Regions from separate parts of the Homo sapiens genome. Here region 1 is linked to region 2. A link is a contact called in ENCODE Hi-C or POLR2A ChIA-PET data. All regions are on one chromosome and are shown on one strand. Each heading gives the region's core, a stretch centred on a gene start or an enhancer-like site at or near the end of the contact. The rest is flanking DNA. Distances are from core to core; before and after follow the strand shown.

What was found. A loop is a pair of places that touch in the nucleus more often than their neighbours do. ChIA-PET counts read pairs that join two places held with the same protein, here RNA polymerase II (POLR2A). Pooled maps may share reads with other maps.
Region 1: a loop to region 2 is called in a map with no recorded cell type, with 11 times the contacts of the local background. The contact joins the promoter of MCRIP1 here to the promoter of SLC38A10 in region 2. A Hi-C loop is called at or near these places in 1 of 37 single-sample maps with no recorded cell type and 5 of 50 pooled maps. POLR2A ChIA-PET finds 5 or more read pairs at or near these places in 2 of 52 experiments (A673 and Panc1).

The regions. Positions count from the first base shown.
Region 1 is chr17:81,832,038-81,834,737 of GRCh38, reverse strand. It overlaps MCRIP1 (MAPK regulated corepressor interacting protein 1), which reads left to right and starts at 1,447. Exons shown (of 5, transcript NM_207368.5): 1 at 1,447-1,500. It overlaps PPP1R27 (protein phosphatase 1 regulatory subunit 27), which reads left to right. Exons shown (of 3, transcript NM_001007533.4): 2 at 85-235; 3 at 886-1,246. The coding sequence ends at 1,009. RefSeq lists enhancers at 1-416, 930-1,443, 2,470-2,700 and silencers at 1,039-1,158, 1,269-1,828.
Region 2 is chr17:81,293,912-81,296,696 of GRCh38, reverse strand. It overlaps SLC38A10 (solute carrier family 38 member 10), which reads left to right and starts at 1,390. Exons shown (of 16, transcript NM_001037984.3): 1 at 1,390-1,874. The coding sequence starts at 1,776. RefSeq lists an enhancer at 725-814 and silencers at 1,475-1,744, 1,845-1,914.

The DNA of each region.
Region 1 (2,700 bases), core at 198-2,697, 540 kb before region 2:
AGGGCCTGTGGGGTGGTGGGAGAGGCCAGCAAGGAGGACCTGACCTGGGGCTCAGTCTTGACCCCTCCCGTCCTCCCTGCCCAGGCCTGGCCGCCTTGCATGAAGCCGTGCTCTCTGGAAACCTGGAATGCGTGAAGCTGCTGGTCAAATACGGGGCTGACATTCACCAGCGAGATGAGGCGGGCTGGACACCCCTGCACATTGCCTGCAGCGATGGGTACCCTGACATAGCCAGGTGAGGGGGCCCTGGGTCTACACAGGCTTGAACCCGACCCCTCCGGGCCTCAGTGGGTCCCCAGGATGGGAGCCCCAAAATGTAGCCCGGGTGGTGTCGGCAAGAACCCTAGAGGCTGGGGGCGGTGGCTCACGCCTGCGCCTGTAATCCCAGCACTTTGGGAGGCCGAGGTGGGCGGATCACCTGAGGTCAGGAGTTCGTGACAAGAACCCTCTCACTACTAAAAATACAAAATTAGCCACGCGTGGTGGCGCGCGCCTGTAATCCCAGCTACTCAAGGCTGAGGCAGGAGAATCACTTGAACCCGGGAAGTGGAGGTTGCCGTGAGTCGAGATCATGCCATTGCACTCCAGCCTGGGTGATAAGAGCGAAATTCTGTCTCAAAAAACAAAAAAAACAAAAAAAGAACCCTGCAAACCCTAGAGGCTTCTGGAATCCTGTTTCTGCCTTTGTCCTCAATAGAACCAACTTGAAAAGCTGGCCACAGCTTCCAAAGGGTCAGGTTTCTTCCTCCTCACCCTACCCGGACCTTAGGACCCCAAGGTGGGGGACACACAGGTGACCCCAGGACTCTGGCCCTCTGACCCGGGTTGGGGCGAGCACTCTCCTGGCTCCTCCCCGCTTCAGCCAGAGCGACCTTTACACCCCAGGTACCTTATCTCCCTGGGAGCGGACAGGGATGCAACCAACGACGATGGCGACCTGCCCTCCGACCTCATCGACCCGGACTACAAGGAGCTGGTGGAGCTCTTCAAAGGGACCACGATGGACTGAGCCAGCTTTGCCCGCCCGCCCCCGCGCCCAGGGCCGCCTCCCTGGAGAAGCCGCGCGTCGCCCATGGGCCAGCACGTGCCCCACCCGTGGGCCAGGGGCGGCCGGACCCGTCCCTCCACGACCCCGCCACCCCTCCTAGGCCTGGCTTTGTCCCCAGGTGAATTTTTTACTGTGACACTTTTTACTTTTTCAATAAACGTGACTCCCAGGTGAGGGGGCCTGGGTCTACACACGTGGTCCCTGTGGTGGTGTCCTGATTACTGGGCTCTGGCCGCTCCCAGTGGCCGGCGGCGCTCACCGTTCGGGCCAGGGAGGTCCGGAGCTTCCGCCACGAGCCCCAACCCCGCACGGGAATCCCGGCCGCCCCCGCCCTCCGCCAGCCGGGCGGTCACGTGAGAGCGCGCTGCGCCTGCGCCTGTGCAGCCCGCGGTGGCGTCACTTCCGGCGGGGCCTCCCAGCTGGAAGAGGCGGTGGCGGCGGGTCGGGGCGAGGTGAGGCGGGTGCGGCGCCGGGCGGCGGGGACGGGGCGGGGCGGGGCGGGCGCGGCTGGGCCCCGCCCTGGTGTCGCCGCGCGGCCGCGGGTGCCCTGCAGGGCCGGGCGGGGCCGGGCGCGGGGGAGTGGCCGGGCAGCCGGGGTCCGAGGGAGGGGCCCGCGTTCCCCGCCCGGCACCTGCAGGAGGGCGCGGCCCGCGGGGCGCCTGGGAGCGCGCGTGGGGAGGGCGCGGCTCGGACTGAGCGCCTTTCCCGCCCAGGCAGGGGCAGGTGCCGGGGACCCAGCGCCGCCGGACGCTCGCAGCGGGCCAGCCTTCTGCCGCCGTCGGGGCTTTGGGGCTGACAGAGCCCCGCTTTCCCGGTCTCCTGGAGGGACCGTGCCTGAGGATGCCTCCGATTCTCGGAGCGCCGCGGGCCCGGCCGTCCGCATTCTTTTTCTGTCCATTTTTCGGCCTTGCCCTCTTTCCCGTCTCCCCGGGCGGTGATGCTGGGCCTAACGGGGAGAACGGGGCCTCCGCCTGCCTTCTAGGCACTCACTGGGCGGTGGTTGTGACCGCGGGGGCGGGAGCCATACGGGGCACGGGCTGTGCTTCTCTCCCTCCTGCCCCTGGGTAGCCGTCGCAGGAAGGTGGTCTTTCAGCTGGATCCCCAAGGATGAGTAGGATAGTTTTGGGCAGAGAAGACAGCTTGACCAAAGGCCCTGAGGTGTAAACAGGGACCAGTGAGTGGACTTTGGGTGGGATGTGGCGAGAACGTGTAGAGAGGGTGGGAAGTGGGACGTGAAGGAAGAGCCAACAGGGCTGGATTTGGGGCGAGTCAGGGGAGGTTGTGGTTTGAGTGGGATCAGGATGGGGAGGAGGGCGCACACGCTCAGGCTGTTGCTGCCACCACCCAGGGGAGAGGGTGAGGAGGTGGTGCAGCGCTTAGAGGCTTTCCCTGGGCGGTCTTCAAGGGACCACGAGGTGCCAGTGTGGCAGCTGTGACAGCCGTATCCTCGTGCGCCTGCTTGGGCAATAGATCATTTTCTAGCCTCGTTGGCTGAAAAAGACACAGAACACGAAGAGAAAGTGGAGTCTTAGAAACTTTGAATCTCAGAAACTCCGGAGGAGCATGGTGACTAGCGATGGCGTCACTGATTCTAACTCTGGAACCTCACTATTGTCACGTTGCTGGAGTGTTACCTCATGGCCTGTTCTTAG
Region 2 (2,785 bases), core at 141-2,640:
TTGATGAAAATTACATAATAAAAAGGAGGTTATGGAATGTGTATGCCATTTCATTTATATAAAAGTAAATGGGCTGGGTGCGGTGGCTCATGCCTGTAATACCAGCACTTTGGGAGGCCGAGGTGGGCGGATCACCTGAGGTCGGGAGTTTGAGGCAAGCCTGGCCACCATGGTGAAACCTGGTCTCTACTAAAAATACAAAAATTAGCCGGGTGTGGTGGCGGGAGCCTGTAATTCCAGCTACTTGGGAGGCTGAGGCATGAGAATAGCTTGAACCTGGGAGGTGGAGGTTGCAGTGAGCCAAGATCACACCACTGCATATACAGCCTGGGCGACAGAGCAAGACTCTGACTGAAGAAAAAAAAAAAAAAGAACGCAGGCATTTGTTATTTTGCCTGCGTATTTAATTAGTCTTTACCCAGGCATTTCCTCCTGTTCTCCTGAAGGTGGGGCACAGCCTTACTTGGTGGCTGCACTGCCAGTGCCTGAGGAACGGGCCTCTGTTCTAAGACACCTGGTCCTGCAGGTGCTGCAGACACGGCCTCCTTTCCTCCGCCGTCCTCCCCCAGCAGCCTGGAATCACTTGCTGCTTCCCAGCCATTCGGTCTACGCGCTCATTCATTAGACTCAGAGTGAGCAGCTAGGTGCCAGGAATCCACAGATCTATCGGGACCCTTCTCTGTTCTCTCCTCTCCCCGGTCTCCATTTCTACCCGAGGAATTCTCATTTGTCCTTCAAGCTCCAGCCTAGAAGCCACCTCCTTCTGGAAGCCCTCCCGGGTTTCCCTGTTCATGTAAGCCTCCACCTCTCCTGTCCCCTCCAGGAATGTCCCTTGCTCTTTTCGTGTGAAAAGGTGAAGTTCAACATTGCCACTGATCTGGGCGCAGTTCGGCAGGGCACCGCCTCCCCTTGGAGCTGTGTGGCCTTAGCGGAGTGGCCGAGCCTCTCTGTGCCCAGCGTTTCATTCCTACCTCCTAGGTGCTAATTCCTCACAACAGACTATTTTTCGGCTGAGGCAGTCAGGGCCCCCGCCCCCGTGCCCTGGCGCCAAGCACTCGCCCCAGAATCGGTCCTGGGAATAAAGGTCAAAAAGGAACCCTTAAACCCGCTCCTCCCCGGAAGGCACAGCGCCTCCCCTTCTCTCCAGCCCGCGACTGCCCATCCAAACCGAGGCCTCGCGGGGCGAGTCCCTTGTCCTCCAGCTCGTTGAACTGGGGCCCCGGGCACAGGTCGGCTGGACCAGCTTGGCGAACCGGACAGCTGCGAGACCCTCAGGTGCCCACCGGCCCAGTTTCCGCCCGCCCCTCCGGGCCCGCCTCTCATTGGCTCGCGTCCCACCAAACCCTACCCCCTGGCCGTCACTTCCGGGCAACGGAGCCCGTGGAAGGCGGAAGTGTGAGCGCCGCGGCGGCAGCTGAGTTGGGCTGAGGTGTCCCTAGCTGGCTCTGCGGCTCTTCCGGGTCTGGGCTCGGAGATTCACAGGCGGCCCGCGAGGCCGAGCGAGGGACGCATGGCCCTGAGGCGGCCGCAGGGCTTGGCGGGGTCCGGAGGTTGACCTCGCCCCCGCAGCCGGCCTTCGAGGCTGCCTCCTCCAGGCAGCCTCTGGGGCCCGCGCCCGCGCCTGCTCAGGCTCCCGTGTTCAGGCTGCCCATCCCCTCCCCACCGGCGTCCCGGACGTTGGGACCTGTGACCGTGGCCTCGGGCTGGGCTTCCAAAGCCGGCCGCAGCCCGGCGACCCCCGAGGCCTCTCGCCCCGGGCCCCTAGACCTCTCACTATGACCGCGGCCGCCGCCTCCAACTGGGGGCTGATCACGAACATCGTGAACAGCATCGTAGGGGTCAGTGTCCTCACCATGCCCTTCTGCTTCAAACAGGTGAGTCCGGTGGGCCCGGAGATCACCGCCCTCGCCTCCCCCGCAGAGGGGGCGTCTGGCTGGGTCGTCCTGGTTAAAGTTCCCGCCGGGGCAGGGCTTCGCTGGGCGGGTGCAGGCGGCCGCGGGCGGGGCGACCCTCTGGGTCCCGGCGCAGTTCCCGTAGAGAATCCGTGGATGAGAAGCGCACGGCGTTGGCCCTGGCAGCCCTTGTCAGCCCGGGCCGGAAAGTTCCCCACACTCAAAAACTCGATACCGAAGCAAAGTGTAACAAAGCAAAATGATCCTCCAGAATCGGAAGGGAACGGTGGGACTCCGTATTTTTACATTTTATCGTGTTTTTAAAAACTCTGACCCAACTGCACCTGTCTTCAGAAGCACACAACTCACCACTCCCAGGCTTCGACACTAGATAGGGACCTTGGTTGCAAGGTGATTAAAAACATCCACCAGGTTATACACCTAAGATCTGCGTTTCACAAAAACCGCACATTTGGCAGGGGGTGGTGGCTCACACCTGTAATCCCAGCACTTTGGGAGGCCGAGGCGAGTGGATCACCTGAGGTCAGGAGTTCGAGAACTGCCTGACCAACATGCTGAAACCCCATCTCTACTGAAAATACAAAAATTAGCCGGGGGTGGTGGCACATGCCTGTAATCCCAGATACTTGGGAGGCTGAGACAGGAGAATAGCTTGAACCTGGGAGGCGAAGGTTTCAATGAGCCGAAGGTTGCAGTGAGCCGAGATCACGCCATTGCACTCCAGCCTGGGCGACAGAGGGAGACTCCGTCTCAAAAACAAAAACAAAAAACTGCACATTTGATCTAATGTGTGCAGACGTTACCACAGTTGGAAAAAATCTCAAATACAAAAAGTTTAGCGTCATTCCAGCATTGAATAACACATGAAAGAA